2 separate regions of the Homo sapiens genome follow, and region 1 is linked to region 2. Evidence: chromatin loops called from intact Hi-C (ENCODE). Cell type or tissue: thyroid gland. All regions are shown on one strand.

What was found. Peaks named below come from ENCODE experiments on the same cell type or tissue, not always from the same donor. Only the 100,000 strongest peaks of a DNase experiment are listed, where the experiment ranks them.
Region 1: a loop joins it to region 2, with 2.3 times the contacts of the local background. A loop is called at or near these places in 13 of 110 quality-filtered maps.

What each region holds. Positions count from the first base shown.
Region 1 is chr5:55,540,944-55,548,943 of GRCh38, forward strand. No RefSeq gene overlaps it. Among named protein-coding and RNA genes, the nearest start is that of PLPP1, 10 kb to the left of the region's middle. In thyroid gland, no CTCF peak of the experiment used is centred here; no DNase peak of the experiment used is centred here.
Region 2 is chr5:55,341,063-55,349,062 of GRCh38, forward strand. MTREX (Mtr4 exosome RNA helicase) reads left to right here. Exons shown (of 27, transcript NM_015360.5): 7 at 619-709; 8 at 2,269-2,393; 9 at 3,460-3,558; 10 at 4,032-4,134; 11 at 5,951-6,082. It overlaps LOC124900979 (a long non-coding RNA gene), which reads right to left and starts at 2,089. Exons shown (of 2, transcript XR_007058774.1): 1 at 1,813-2,089. In thyroid gland, a CTCF peak has its summit at 3,524 (motif pointing right); a DNase peak (open chromatin) is centred at 3,509.

The DNA.
Region 1 (8,000 bases), 200 kb after region 2:
ACTGGTCTTTATAATGTTGAGCTCTACTAAAAATAACCAGCAACTGGTTGCCTCCAGATTTCTTCTTATGTGAGAAAAAAATAATAATAATATGTTTAAGCCTAAAATATTCACAACAAATACAAGGCTCAAGAGAACTTTGATTGGTATTTCTGAGAAATTTCATGTCATTATTCTAAGAAAACCTTTTACTTGAACTAATTTAATTGAATTTCTGGTCCTTGAAACTTCAAAGCCCTGAATAAAACAATTTGAGTCAATAGAAAAGGGTGCTGAGGAAGAATAAACTTTGAAGATTGAGCAATGGTTAAAGCATAAAGGAGGCAAAACAAGTGGCTTTTTTGAAGTCTTTGAGTAGGAAAGGCTGTGAAACTCACATTGGGGATTAGCGGAAGATAAGATTGGTTCTAGAAGGTAGGTTATAACAATTTGTAACTAAAAAGTACAGCTGGGGTAAAGAAAAATCACTCAAAGTAGGTAGAGACATACTAACAACAGTCATTTAAAATAAGTACTCTGGTAGTGAAAAGAAGTCATAGTCTCTGCAGAGGACTCTAAATAAAGGTGAGTAAACTTTATCTTGCAAATCAGATTATCTAGATTCTGGTCTTTTTTCATGTATATATCCATTTTATTTCCTATCTTTCCTAAAGGTATTTATGGCTTCCAGTGCTTTTTCAGCTTTGCTACAGAGTATTAAGAGGAAAGTCTTCTGTTAACACTTGAGCCAATTCCCAAGTGTGAGGTGTTTAGTTACAATCTTTAGTGAAAACCCATGAAAAGGAGATGAGTGTGTATCTAGGATCTGATTTGGGGCCCTGTGGATGGGCAACCCAGCTCCAGAAAGATACTGTCCTTCCACCAATCTCTCCTTCCGTGTCAAGGTTGGAGGGCCTGGATTCTATGTTGTTGTTTTTTAGGAAGTCAGTGTTTTCTAAAAAAGGTTCTAGTAATGAGCAAATAAAAAAAATAGGTGCAATTGCCTAGCAAATGTCTGACATATGCTGACACACAATGCATGTTTTTTCAAAAACAAAGATTTCTGCGGATCCATATCCGTTGTTTCTGCTTCCCTACCACCCACTCAACCCACTACCTACCATGGTTCCTTAATCTACCAAAGAAACAGTGATGATTTGTCATGACTTGTTCTTAATAACTCCACACACACCTGGCCCTGGTGATCACCAGTTCCTTTCTGTAGGATGCTCACAAGTATTTCTTTTTTTCTTTTTCTTTATCTTTTTTTTTTTTTTTTTTTGACGGAGTCTCACTATGTCACCCAGGCTGGAGTGCAGTGGCGTGATCTCTGCTCACTGCAACCTCTGCCTCCCGGGTTCAAGCGATTCTCTTGCCTCAGCCTCCCGAGTAGCTGGGACTACAGGTGCCTGCCACCATGGCTGGCTAATTTTTGTATTTTTAGTAGAGGTGGGGTTTCACCAAATTGGCCAGGCTGGTCTCGAACTCCTGACCTTGTGATCTGCCACCTTGGCCTCCCAAAGTGCTGGGATTACAGGTGTGGGCCACCACGCCTGGCCCACAAATATCTCTTTTAACAATCTCTTTAAAAATCTATCACCAGAAATATGTAAATTAATTACCTATAAAGTATCTATAATCTTAAAGACATCACATATTTTTTTTTAAAATCTTGGACAGGCTGGGTACAGTGGCATATACCTCTAGCCCCAGCTACTCAGGAGGCTGAGGTGGGAGGATCACTTGAGCCTAGGAGTTCAAGTCCAGCCTACACAAATAGTGAGACCCTGTCTCTTAAAAAATAAAAATAGGCTAGGCATAGTGGCTCATGCCTGTAATCCCAGCACTTTTGGATGTCGAGGCAGGTGGATTTCTTGAGCCCAGGTGTTCAACACTAGCCCTGGCAACACTGCAAGACCCCTTCTCTAAAAAATTTTCAAAAAAATTAGCTGGGCACAGTGGCATATGCCTGTAGTCCCAGCTACTCAGGAGGCTGAGGTGGGAGGATCACTTAAGCCCAGGAAATAAGGCTGTAGTGACCCATGATAGCACCACTGCCCTCCAGCCTGGGCCACAGAGCGAGACTCCATCTCAAATAAAAATTAAAATTACAAATCTTAGGTAGGATTGCCATGTAGTTATTGGCCTCCAGTCAGAATACACCTGCTCCACCTGTTTTAGAAATCATAATAAAATTTGCCCTTCTTCCATCTTGCAATTCCTCTTCTGCTTACAACCCCATTTGTGCTCTTCTGACATTGCACTTGCCCTTCTCCTAGCACTCATTCTTGGGTTGATCTTTGTGGTTAATGGATCTTCTTTTTTTTTTTTTTTTTTTTTTTTTTTTTGAGATGGAGTCTCGCTCTTGTTGCCCAGGCTGGAGTGCAATGGCACGATCTCGGCTCACTGCAACCTCTGCCTCCCAGGTTCAAGCGATTCTCCTGCCTCAGCCTCCCAAGTAGCTGGGATTACAGGTGCCCACCACCACACCCGGCTAATTTTTGTATTTTTAGTAGAGAGGGGGTTTCGCCATGTTGGCCAGGCTGGTCTCAAACTCCTGACCTCAGGTGATCCACCTGCCTGGGCCTCCCAAAGTGCTGGGATTACAGGGGTGAGCCACCGCACCCGGCAAGTTAATGGATCTTCTTAAGTGAGGGGAGCAGGCCTTCCTAGTTCTGAGAGTGTACTTGGCAAAATGAAGGCACATGCAGTTAAAAAAAAAAAAGTACTGGAATAAATGAATGAATGAGAAAAAGAAAAGTAAAGCAAGAGTTCAGGAAAGAGGCAAGCTGTGCCCCCCTCCCACCTCCTTTTTGTTGTTGTTATTAGCTCTTTTCCCCTCACATGCACTTAAGCTTGTCTGGAGTTAGAAGTGGGGAATGGGGTGGCCGGGCACGGTGGCTCATGCCTGTAATCCCAGCACTTTGGAAGGCCGAGGCAGGCGGATCACCTGAGGTCAGGAGTTCGAGACCAGCCTGCCCAATGTGGCAAAACCACGTCTCTACTAAAAATACAAAAAAATTAGCCAGGCATGGTGGTGGGCACCTGTAATCCCAGCTACTCAGGAGGTTGAGGCAGGAGAATCGCTTGAACCAGGAGGCAGAGGTTGCAGTGAGCCGAGATCGCGCCACTGCACTCCAGCCTGGGCGACAAGAGCAAAACTCCATCTAAAAAAGAAAAAAAAAAGCAAGAAAAAGAAGTGGGGAGTGGGGTTAATTCTGCTGCATTATTCTTACAGATCAATGACGCCCCTTTATAAGTACTTTTTTGTGTCCTCAACAAGGTGAACTTCTTTTAAAAGTGGGCCTTTCTCCTTTTAAGTGACTGTGTTAAGGAATAATCCTGATGGGACAACAAAGGAATTTTCTAGGGCCACCACACTTTTCTTCTTTATCAAGATCAGAGTCAGAAATACATTTCTGGGAGCCTCCTAACCCTCAGAGTCACACTTTCCCTTTCAGAGTTTCTCACACAACAAACTTCGTTTAGCTTTCCTTTGGACTCTTAAAACTCTGCCTTTGAAAAGTCTGTGACAATGATGCTCAAATTTTGCACATCAGAATCATCTTGGGCATTAGTTAAAGACAATCCCCCAGCCCCGCCCCCAGAGATTCTGATTCAGAAGCTAGGCTGGAATCCAAGCATTATTTGGTAATGATGTTTAACAAATTCCCTCAGGAGATTCTGATGTCCATCAGAATTAGAGAAACTCAGGTATCATCAGCCCACATTTTCACTCTCTTTGAAGAAAGTAATCACTTTCTTCAAAGTAATTACTACACATTAGGTGCAGCAAAACATAGTAATGAAACATCTGGGTTCAGGAATCCAGCTCTTGAATACTCCACTGAATACCCTTGGACAAATTGCTTAGAACTTTCTGTGCACCAGTTTCCTTATTTATTTATTTATTTATTTATTTTATTTCTGAGACAGAGTCTCACTCTGTTGCCCAGGCTGGAGTGCAATTGGCAAGATCTCGGCTCACTGCAACCTCTACTTCCTGGGTTCAAGCGATTCTCCTGCCTCAGTCTCCCCAGTAGCTGGGACTACAGGTGTGTGCCACCACACCCAGCTAATTTTTGTATTTTTGGTAGAGATAGGGTTTCACCATGTTAGCCAGGTTGGTCTCAAACTCCTGGCCTCAAGTGATCCGCCCATTATTGGTAAAATGAGAATGACAATAATAGTACCTACCTCATAGGTTTGTTGTGAAGATTAAATGAGCTAATATGTCAAGATCACTCAGCACAATGCCAAGGCATATAGTAGGTGCTCAATAGATGTTGGACATTATTATTCAAAGATTCCTGTCACTTTCGCATGAGAACCAGGTTGATGTCTGTGTCTTATTAACCTTGAGCCTAAGGATAGCGTTCAGAGACCCTGCAAATCCTTTGCAATTGCATATAAATTACATGTTTATATATTTTGCTATGAACTGGCTCTGTAGCCCTTCCCAGATTCTCAAACAGGGTCTCTGACACCATAGTGTGCTCTAGAGCTTTGCTTCCGAAAATGTGCCCTGGACTAGCAGTGTGTGCATTAACGGAGGCTATTATTAAGAGAAATGCAGACTCTCAGATTCCACTCCAAATCTACTGAATCTAAAACTGCATTTTATTTTATTTTTTTATAAGCAGAAAAAAACTTTATTTCTATCAAATTGAAAATTATGAACCTTCCAGCAAGATAATCAAAATAATAATACAATTAACAGGATATCATATACAGATCAGACTAGAGGTTTACATACTTTGAAGCACATACACCAAAATTAAGAGGGCCAGCAACTGTCCCACTGAGGAAAAGCACTCTGACTCATGGCAAACACACAACTTCTGGGAAAATTGAGCTAACATTTCACAGGACAGTACACCAAAGAGACAGGTCGTCATTGGGTTACAGAAATGATCTGAGCTTGAGAAGGATCACAGTAAAATGCCATTGTAACTCAACAATTTTCCCGGAGATCTGCTCATCTCAAAAACAAGAATACAGGGCTGGGCGCAGTGGCTCATGCCTGTAATCCCAGCACTTTGGGAGGCCAAGGTAGGTGGATCATGAGGTTAGGAGATCAAGACCATCCTGGACAACATGGTGAAATCCTGTCTCTACTAAAAATACAAAAGTTAGCCAGGTGTGGTGGCACGCATCTGTAGTCCCAGCTACTCAGCAGGTTGAGGCAGGAGAATCGCTTGAACCCAGGAGGCAGAGGTTGCAGTGAGCTGAGATCGCGTCACTGCACTCCAGCCTGGGTGACAGAGTGAGACTCCATCTCAAAAAAACAAAACAAAACAACAACAACAAAACCCCAATAATATATAATATAAAAATCAGTAGTATAAATTGTCATAAAACTAGAAAAGCCCTCTAAGCCCTAATATCCTTGGAGCTTACATAAAGACTGGGTTTTCATTTTTCTTCTCTTTACTTTTCTTTAAATTAAATATGAAATATTTTGTTATTTAGGACATTTCTGACTTTATAGCCAAAGCTTTAAAATGAAAACAATAATAATTTTATAAAAGGAATTAGACACCTATCAACCCTAGGGGGAATCTTCAAGGTGGTCTGCTCCTTTGAAAAGCTTTAAACAGGAAAGCTTTTATTTAAAGAATGACCCTGTGCGGCTGGGCGCGGTGGCTCATGCTTGTAATCCCAGTACTTTGGGAGGCCGAGGTGGGCGGATCACGAGGTCAAGAGATCGAGATCATCCTGGCTAACACAGTAAAACCCCGTCTCTACTGAAAAAAAAAAATACAAAAAATTAGCTAGGCATGGTGGCGGGCTCCTGTAGTCCCGGCTACTTGGGAGGCTAAGGCAGGAGAATGGCGTGAACCCGGGAGGTGGAGCTTGCAGTGGGCTGAGATCACACCACTGCACTCCAGCCTGGGCGACACAGCGAGACTCCATCTCAAAAAAAAAAAAAAAGAATGACCCTGTGCTTCTGGGAATAACCTAATTATTACCACAGGAAGGGATTTCATATCTATGCCATAAAAGAGCACACATTTCCATATTTAAAGAAGTCTTCATTACCAACTTCTTTTTTTTAAAGACACCAAATAGACCAAGGAGTTACTAAAAATGGAAGGGGATAGTGAGAAAACAAGTCATACTATGAACAGGACTTCACCTTATGAATTGCCTCTCTAGCAAAATCAACTGCAGAAAGGAAAGACATTGTCTGTTAAATGGAAGGTAATAAACGGAATTCTCAGGTGGACACAAATACCTCCTGACATCCTGTAACCCAGCAGAGTACAGATGAGACACGCCCTCTGTAGATACAGTGTGCAACTACCAGTGTGACTCCCTGAGTGCCCATTTCTTGTCTCTGCCTCTAAGCACCAAAAGCAAATATTCCAGGCTGAAGCAAATGTGTTGTTTTATCTGTTAATGAGAATAGGGAGCTCAAATTAGGGAAAGATACAAAAAAAAGGCCCTTTGAATTTCCTGATTAATCCCTATTGATACATAAAAATACGTTTAAATAAACAGGATTATTTCCATTTATAATACAAGGAGGCAAGTTAATTGAGATTATTACACAGGTAATTGATGAAGATTTGATTAGCCAATACATGTAATGTGCCTAACATGGAGTAGACAAATAGTAACTACTGCCTATACCGTAACACATTTGGAAATACGCAGTATTTATTATTTGAGCAAAGACCTCCAGCAGTCTTAAACACTTTGAAAGAAAAGCTAATGTCAAATACTGAACTCAGTTTCCAGTGAACTAAATTTTATAAAAGCACTATTTATGGGTTTGTGCATGCATCTTTCTAAAGTTATCCTGTCTCAACATCTTAAATAGCAGAAAAAAACCATAGCAGCACCTCCCTTTAAGAATCCTTACTCATTCATGGCTATTCTTACCTTTCTCCTTCCCAACCAAAGAGAGGGTCACATCTTGGGTAAAAATGGAGCTCACCTGAGCTTGGCTGCTGGAGAGCAGCAGGGGAGTGATCCCTGGAGATGGACAAGACAGGAAGTGAATCTCCCCTGGTTACTGCCTCAACTGTTGCACAACAAGCAGATGGTGGGCGAAGGTATTCAGAGTCATGTTAATATGTAATGGAATAGAGAGACAATGGTACAAAAGTCAGGAGTTAACTTGTGTTTGATGCTCCATCATCGCTGGTTTACCTACCAGCACTTTGAAAAGGACTAGTTTATCAACAAGACCTTGTTTGGAGTAGGAGTGAGGGAGTGATTTGTTCTGATCTCTGGAAAGAAAAGTGAGCAGGGTCTGGATAGCTCCAAGGAGCTCAAAAGCCTATGTGTGAGCACCATGGCTCAAGGGTAAAGGCCGCTCCAGGGGCACGACCCAGTGGACACCCAAAGGGTAGGTAAGGAACATGAGCTAGCCTCCTTCACAGATTAGCCTGGACGCAAGCCCAGCCTACTTTGACAGTCTTTTATTCCTTTCATAAAGGAGTTCTTAGGCAGGAAGACCAAGACAAGACTCTCCTCTAGCAGCTTCCTTTGCTTAAGCAAACGAAAAAAAAAAAAAAGGAACGTCATAAAAAGGTGAACATCACTTTAGTGAGTCTGCTATTTTCTTTTCTTTTCTTTTAAGAGACAGGGTCTCGCTGTGTCACCCAGGCTGGGGTACAGAGGTGCAATCATAGCTCACTGCAGCCTCGAACTCCTAGGATCAAGCAATCCTCCTGCCTCAGTCTCCTGAGCAACTAGGACCACAAGTGTACACCAGCATGCTTGGCTAATTTTTTATTTTTCTGTAGAGATGGAGTCTTGTGATGTTGCCCAGGCTGGTCTTGAACTTCTGGCCTCTGGCAATCTTCCCATCATGGCCTCCCAAAGCACTGGGACTACAGGCATGGACTAGCTCCACCATGCCTAGACTAGCTCTGTTACTCTTGATGTGAGACCACAAGCAGAATCAAGCAGACTCAAGACCCTTGGTTGCTTGGACACAAGTAGATATTAATAACATCCAGGAACAAGCTCAGTCTTCTGAGTTAGGAAAACCTGGGCTGCAGTCCCAG
Region 2 (8,000 bases):
GCATAAATTAGCTTCTGATTTGGAGAACCAGCCAAAAGCATTGCTCACTTTTCATTTTGTCGCCTCATGGAAGTTTATTTTCCATTTTCAAAACTTTCTTTCATCTGTGGAAGGTTTTCATTAACTCCAAAAATTAGGGTAACAGTTGCCAGGAAGTATCCATGTTGCAAGAAAACGAGGCAGAAAAAATGGGCAAACAGTCAGGGATGATCCAGTGTTTTGAATAGAGGATAATTTAAGTTGTACTTATATTTTAGAAAGTATGAATCTTGGGACGGTGCTGTGTATAGAAGGAAGTTGCATCATGTTCTAGACATATGGAGAGTAGGGGTGATAATTCTCTCTGTGGATTGTATCTGATTAGTAACTGTTTAGAAGCCATTTACTTTGCTTTTTATGAGAAAAGGAATATACAATATAATATACAACAATGTAATATTGAATATTACTTTTGTTAATATTTGTTAAATAGTAAGTTCTGTAACCCCTTAAAATTATTTTAATATTTCCATTTAATAAAGAATATCCAAAATTCCTTGTTGGAAAAAACAACTTTTCTCTAACTATTAGCTGTTATGTCAGAATCCAACTAAATACATTTTTTACTTTTTTCTTTAGATTTTGAGAAGTATGCTTTACAGAGGTTCCGAAGTTATGAGAGAAGTTGCTTGGGTTATATTTGATGAAATTCATTATATGAGAGATTCAGGTATATTCAGTGTTGAAATGTATATCATGTATTTCCCTTCAGAATGACATTAGGAATTTTGAGCAAGTTATTGTTAAACTTTGCTTCTAGTTTTTGTGTGGCTAGGGTTCTAATAAACTGTTGTTTCTTTATTTTTATTTACCTATTTATTTTTGAAACAGAGTTTCACTCTGTTGCCTAGGTTGAAGTGCATGATCCTAGGTAGGATCCTAGGTAGGATCATGGTTCGCTGCAGCCTTGATCTCCATCTCAGTCCCCCAAGTAGCTGGAACTACAGACGTGTACCACCATGTCTGGCTAATTTTTATTTATTTTATTAGTAGAGATGGCGTCTCACAACGTTGAGCAGGCAGGTCTTGAACTCCTGGACTCAAGTGATCCTCCCACCTTGGCCTCCCAAAGTGCTGGGATTACAGGCGTGAACCGCACCCAGCCTTGCTTCTTTAAATAGTGGACAACATGATATTATTTTTCCATTAAGATTTCATTCAAGTACAGCTCTTTAATAGTAACTTTTGCTGGGTGAGAAATGCAAATTCAAATAAAGCAAAAGAAATTAAAAGATGGCGTGCTTCTAATAGCTCACCAGTAGAACTAATGTTACAGAATTTCTAAAACTTCTAGCTTGCAAAGTTAACTTTCCTGATTTTTATTTAGTTCAGTAACTATGAAATATGTGTTTATGGTAAAAACAAAAAGTGAGGATTATGAAATAAAAATGAACAAAAAGAAAAACTTACAAATGCCCCTTACTTAGGCTGTTACGCTCTCGTAATGAAAAAGTAAGTATGCTTGGAATTTGTAGGGTGCTGGCAGGGCTAACGTTAACAAACACATTGAAAAGTTAAATGTTTAATATGTACACGCTTAAAATAAGATTTAGTTTTTATTTAAACTAGCTCACTAAATCAGCCTGTATTTATGGAGAAAGCAATAGAATTTAAGAAATCATTTACCCTTTGAATATTTCACCCTTTCCAAATTTATAAAATTAAGCTCTTAACAGAGTTGTTTTGGTTTTAGAATCAGAAATCCTTTGTTGATTTGTCTATTTTAGGAGGGAAGCTGTCAAACTTTTTCCGTTTTAATAAAAAATGACTTACGGTTTTATCTTTCATCAAGTCTTTCTTTCATCTCCAGAGGATCACAAGGATAATTTGGGTGAACGATGCCGTCTGGAATAGGAATAGTATCTTCTAAATGTGTTGCTATAACTTTCTACAAGTTAGTAACCATTACTTTTCAATGTGCAGTAGAAATACTGTTCCGCTGCCTTGTCATTGAGGCTCTTGTTAGGTTGTTTGGAAAGATTAACCCTGGAATTGCTCTTTGTAGGCTATTTCAGAGTACATTGTATTTATAGTGGTTTAGTCTACTAATTTTCTACTGGATAGATTAATGGTGAGAAATAGTTTTCAGTAAGGTTCTGTGGCTTAAAATATTCTTGAGTAAAGTCTGCATTTCTAACTATAAAGCTTCAGAGAATATAATTTTAGATATTATCACAGAGTGACACTGTAGTCCAACTATAGTCCAAAGTATATATTTATTTTTTTCAGAACGTGGTGTAGTATGGGAAGAAACTATTATTTTGCTTCCTGATAACGTCCACTATGTCTTTCTTTCGGCTACTATTCCAAATGCCCGACAGTTTGCTGAATGGATTTGCCATTTACATAAACAGGTATTTTTTCCTCCTTTTTTGATGTCTTCAATATTCAAAATGTTACAGATTAGTCTTGCTTTACTCTCCCTTTGCTTTTCTCCTGATGTTGTCCAGAATAATAAAAAAAACATTTTAATGGTAAACTGCTTCTCAAATCAAGCAGCTTATCAAAATCAACTGACTGACTTTTTAGAAATGTTGATTTCTGAGCCCCATCTCAAACCCACTATATCTAAATCTCAGGTAATAGTGCCTTGGGAACTCCAATTTTAAAAATTCCCCAAGTTGATCTGATGATCTGCCAGGTTTAGAAACTACTGCATTTACTCAAATAGTTATCCATGAGTACACAGAATTTCCCCTAATGCCTTGGTGCCAGGAAAAGCTGGGCATCTCTGGAGCATTTGATTTGATTTTTCTCATGTAAACACAGACTTTTTACTGACTTTCTGTTATTGCCTTTCTAGTCTGACTTTAGCGTCTGTATATGCTTGTAATAGGCATTTGTTTATGTATACTGAATTTATTCTTGCTTTTATTTTTCTGCCCTTAATTTTCCTTTACACTGATGTTCTCATGAACTTATCTGTTTATAAGCTCCCTGATCGTGTTTTTATGGCATTCTCCCATATTGCTTCTGTAGGATAGAAAAATCCAATGGATCTTGGGGAGAAGCTAGATCAAGTGCTGCTTTATACTAAGGTTTTGAAAAGCCTGGGTGGGGCAGAAAAGTTCCATTTTACTTCATGGATCCTTTGTATCACCGTATACCTCCTCTATAGAAAAATAAGCATCTTTCCGTAATTACAGCATTCCAGGGCTAGGTAATGGGTAGTTGATGCTCAGGTCATGTATTTAGCCCTGGTTAGGGAATTGGTAAGTTGGGAAGATGGTAGTATAATTTCATAGACCTAATTTTTCTACGTTTTTCTCTTGCCTGGGTTTTAGTGAATTTTTTGAAGTGTTTTCTTTTTGAAATGTTGAATTCATTACTTGATTTTCTTAAGATCTTTTAGGTTGGACTAAGATACAGTTTTATTTTGAGGAAATAAAATTTTGTATGTTTAATTCTTTCTTTTTACAGCCTTGTCATGTTATTTACACAGATTATCGGCCCACTCCATTGCAACACTACATTTTTCCAGCAGGGGGAGATGGCCTGCATCTTGTGGTTGATGAAAATGTAAGAGAGTAATTGTCCTTTTTAAATCTATAATGTCATACTTTATTATTAATATCTTGTTGTTGTTGTTTTTAAATTTTGAATTAGAGAAGAATGGAAAAGATACATTTGTTTGTCTTAGTTTTAATCAATCGATCTTGATTTTTTTGTGTGTTTTTATTTCAAACATTATGTTTGAGACTTGTGTTTTTCTTATGCATGAATCAGATTTCCCTCCTTTCCCAGTATTTAAAAATACCTAGAGAATAGGGGTTCTGGACATGTTTCAGATATCTTATGTTTTGCTTTTCTTCATTTTTTATTCCTTCTTTTTCACCTTTTAATACCTCTTACCACAGATCATGTTTGGACTATTTTAGTGGCTTTCATTATTATACTAAATTATTTTTATTTGGGGAAGCCTTATGTATGAAAAATGTTTGAATTATGATTAAGTATTAGTGAAGTTACACAGAAAAAATTTGTGATTCCAGGGTGACTTCAGAGAAGATAATTTTAATACTGCAATGCAAGTGCTTCGAGATGCAGGTGATTTGGCCAAAGGAGACCAGAAAGGGCGGAAAGGAGGAACAAAAGGTAATTTGGAACTTTGCTTTGAGAGAATTTTACATGTAAATTGTATATTCAGATTACTCTGATATTTTTTGTCTTAGTTTTTTTTTCTCAAGCTATGTAAAGGTCTAGACGATATGTGATAAAATTGGATAAATATTTATCTTTTTTGTATGACATTAAGTATAATTTACATACTATAAAATTCACTCATCTAAGTATACAATTCAGTAGTCTTTAGTATATTTACAGAATTGTGCAGCCATCACCACTGTCTAGTTCCAAAATATTTTCATGAACCCAAAAAGAAACCCTGTACACATTAACAGTTATTCTCCCTTTTCCCCCAACCTTTCCCTTCTCATCCCGCAGACTTAGTTAATCATTAGCCTGTTTTCGATCTCTGTGGCTTTCCCTTGTCTGTGCATTTCATGTTTGGAGCAACTGGCTTCTTTCACTTAATGTAATGTTTTCAAGGTTCGTTACTTTTAATTTTTTTTTTTTTTTTTTTTGAGACAGTGTCTCGCTCTGTCACCCAGGCTGGAGTACACTGGTGCTGTCTTGGCTCATTGCAACTTTCTGCCTCCTGGGTTCAAGTGATTCTCCTGCCTCAGCCTCCCAAGTAGCTGGGATTATAGGCACCTGCCACCATGCCTGGATAATTTTTGTATTTTTAGTAGAGACGGGGTTTCACTGTGTTGGCTAGGCAGATCTCAAACTCCTGACCTGAAGTGATATGCCCATCGTGGCCTCCCAAGTGATGGGATTACAGGTGTGAGCCACTGTGCCCGGCTATTTTGTTCATTTTATGCTATATGTACTCATTCCTTTTCATGGTTAAATAACATTCCATTGTATGGATATACCACATTTTGTTTCTCCATTCATCATTGGATGGACTTTTGGGTTTTTCTGGTTTTTGACTGTTAGGAATGCTGTTGTAAACATTGATGCATGTACTATTTAATACAAGTTTTTGTGTGAATAGGTGTTTTCCTCTGGATATGTACCTAGGAGTGGAATTGCTGCACCATGTGGAAAGTCTATGTTTCACCTTTTGAGAAACTGCCAAAGTATTTTCCAAAGTGGCTATACCATTTTACATTTCCTTCCAGGAATGTGTGAGGGTTCCATTTTCTCTATATCCTTTGTATCACCGTACTCCTCCTCCATAGAAACAGAGGCATCTTTCTGTAATTACAGCATCCCTGGGCTAGGTAATGGGTAAATGAAACAGATTATGTATTTTGCCCTGATTTCCCATTTGGAAAGATGGTGGTATAATTTGATGGATCTAATTTTTTCACATATAATTTTTCCACGATACTTAGTATTGTATGTCTGATTATAGTCATCCTATTGAATGTGAAGTGGTATCTTAATGTGGTTTCAGTTTACATTTCCCTGGTGGCTAATGATGTTGAACATTTTTTCATGTGCTTATTGGCCATTTGCATATTCTTTCTCTATTTTAAAAGTATGTTTTTTTATTGTTGTTGTTGAATTATGATAGTTCTTTACATATTCTGGATACTAGACCCTTATCAGATAGATGATTTGCAAATATCTCCCCCCATTCTGTTTGAGGTTGTCTTTTTACTTTATTGATGGTATCCATGAAATCACAAAAGTTTTTCACTTTGATGAAGTCCAGTTCATGCATTTTTTTCCTTATGTTGTTTATGCTTTTGTTGTCATATCTAAGAATGCTTTGTCTAACCCACGGTCAGGAAGATTTATTCCTATATTTTCTCTTAAAAGTTTTATAGTTTTAGCTTTTAAATTTAGATCTGTGATCTATTTTGAGTTAATTTTGGTGTGTTGTTTACTGTTTTTGCAGGACCATCAAATGTTTTCAAAATTGTGAAGATGATTATGGAAAGAAATTTCCAACCTGTGATTATTTTCAGTTTTAGTAAGAAAGATTGTGAAGCCTATGCACTTCAAATGACCAAATTAGATTTCAACACAGGTACTACATCATTTCAGTATCATTTTAATGTTATGTGAAAATGAGCGTAAAATATATTTCTAGTAATATTTTTATCTGTTACATATTACTAGGATATGCCATTCACCTTACAGTTACAGCAGTACTCAGCACATTTGTAAAAGCTTTAAAGGCCTTTGACTTATACTTTCTTCCCTTTCTTCTCCTTTTATTGAAAGATATGAGTACATTGTTCTATTTAAAATTTGGAGAACCCTATGAAAAATATTAGAATCATGCCTTCTTATACTTTGTTACCGTAAACTCCTCAGTTATTGTGGCTCTCTATTTGACCACTTAAGGGTAGGTCTCATAGCTTGGTTAGACCACCTTCTATATAGAAAATACCATGCTTCATTCTCACTGAAGTCTAAACCAGTAAGACCTGCCCTTTGCTTAACTATTTTGTAATTCTCAATCAAAGTGATATAACTTCTAGCAAATCGGTAAATTATTCCTATACATTAATTGCAAAAGTAATTCACTTGAAGTCACACAGTTAAGACAGTAGCACAACCTGGCTGTCTTAGTCCATTTTGTGTTGCTGTGACAGAATAGCTGAGACTAGTGCATTTTCACGCTGCTGATAAAGACATACCCAAGACTGGGCAATTTACAAAGAAAATAGGTTTAATGGACTCACAGTTCCACGTGGCTGGGGATGCCTCACAATCATGGTGGAAGGCAAGGAGGAGCAAGTCACATCTTACTTGGGTGGCAGCAGGCAAAGAGAGGGAGCTTGTGCAGGAAAACTCCCATTTTCAAAACCATCAGATCTCATGAGACTTAGTCACTGTCACGAGAGCAGCACAGGAAAGAGACACCCGCATGATTCAGTCATCTACTGGGTCCCTCCCACAACACATGGGAATCATGGGAACTACAAGATGAGTTTTGGGTGGGGACACAGAGCCAAACCATATCACTAGGTAATTTATGAAAGGCAGAAATTTATTTCTTATAGTTTGAGAGGCTGGAAATCCAATTTGAGGGACCCAGCACATCTAGTGAGGGCCTTTTTTGTCGTGGAATCCCACGGCTGAAGACAGTAGGGCAGGAGAGCATGCAAGAGAGAGGGTGGGAGAAGGGGGCTGAACTCATCTTTTTATCAGGAACGCATACCAGTGATAACTAACCCACTCCTCTGATAAAGGCATTAATCCATTCATGAGGACCCTGTCTCTTAAAGGCCCTACCTCTCAACACTGTTTCATTGTGGATTAAGGGGTCAGCACATTAACTTTAGGGGGACACATTCAAACCAAACCACTGGCCAAGAATTGCAGTGTGCTGAATACCAACCCGATTATCTTTCAACTCTGCCTTTTGCACATGTAATCCAGTACAGTGAAAAGTAAATAATATCTTAAGCCATCCAAATTTAAATTTCAGTTGTATTGTTTTCTTTATCAAGGCAGGTTTTGTTTTTTTATCTGTGCATTTTAAAGCTAATTCCTACTTTTCCATGAGTAAAAGTAACAAATGACAGATAGCTGACATAGCCTTCTAAAGCCACTAATAGTTTGTGTTTTTTTAAAGACTGAATTGTTCTGCCCATAAATGTTTTCTCTTACCTACAAGTGCCGAATAAACTTAAAGTTGCAGGGTTGCATACTGATTAACAAATATTTATTCAGTTTAACAAATGCTTAATACATATTATTTGATAGACACTGTACAAGAAGGCAGTGCAATGGTTAAGAAAGAGCATGGGCTTTGGAATTGTTTTTCTCACAGTTAATAGTGGTGCTAATTATTAAAAACTAAGTTTCACTTTACTTAGTAGTAAAATGTAGATAATAATAGTTCCTGTGTCCTGTAATTGTTAGACTTAAATGTTGTATGTAAAGCACCAGATGTGGTTATTGTTACTATTTTTGTAAGATAGTACTTTTTTCAT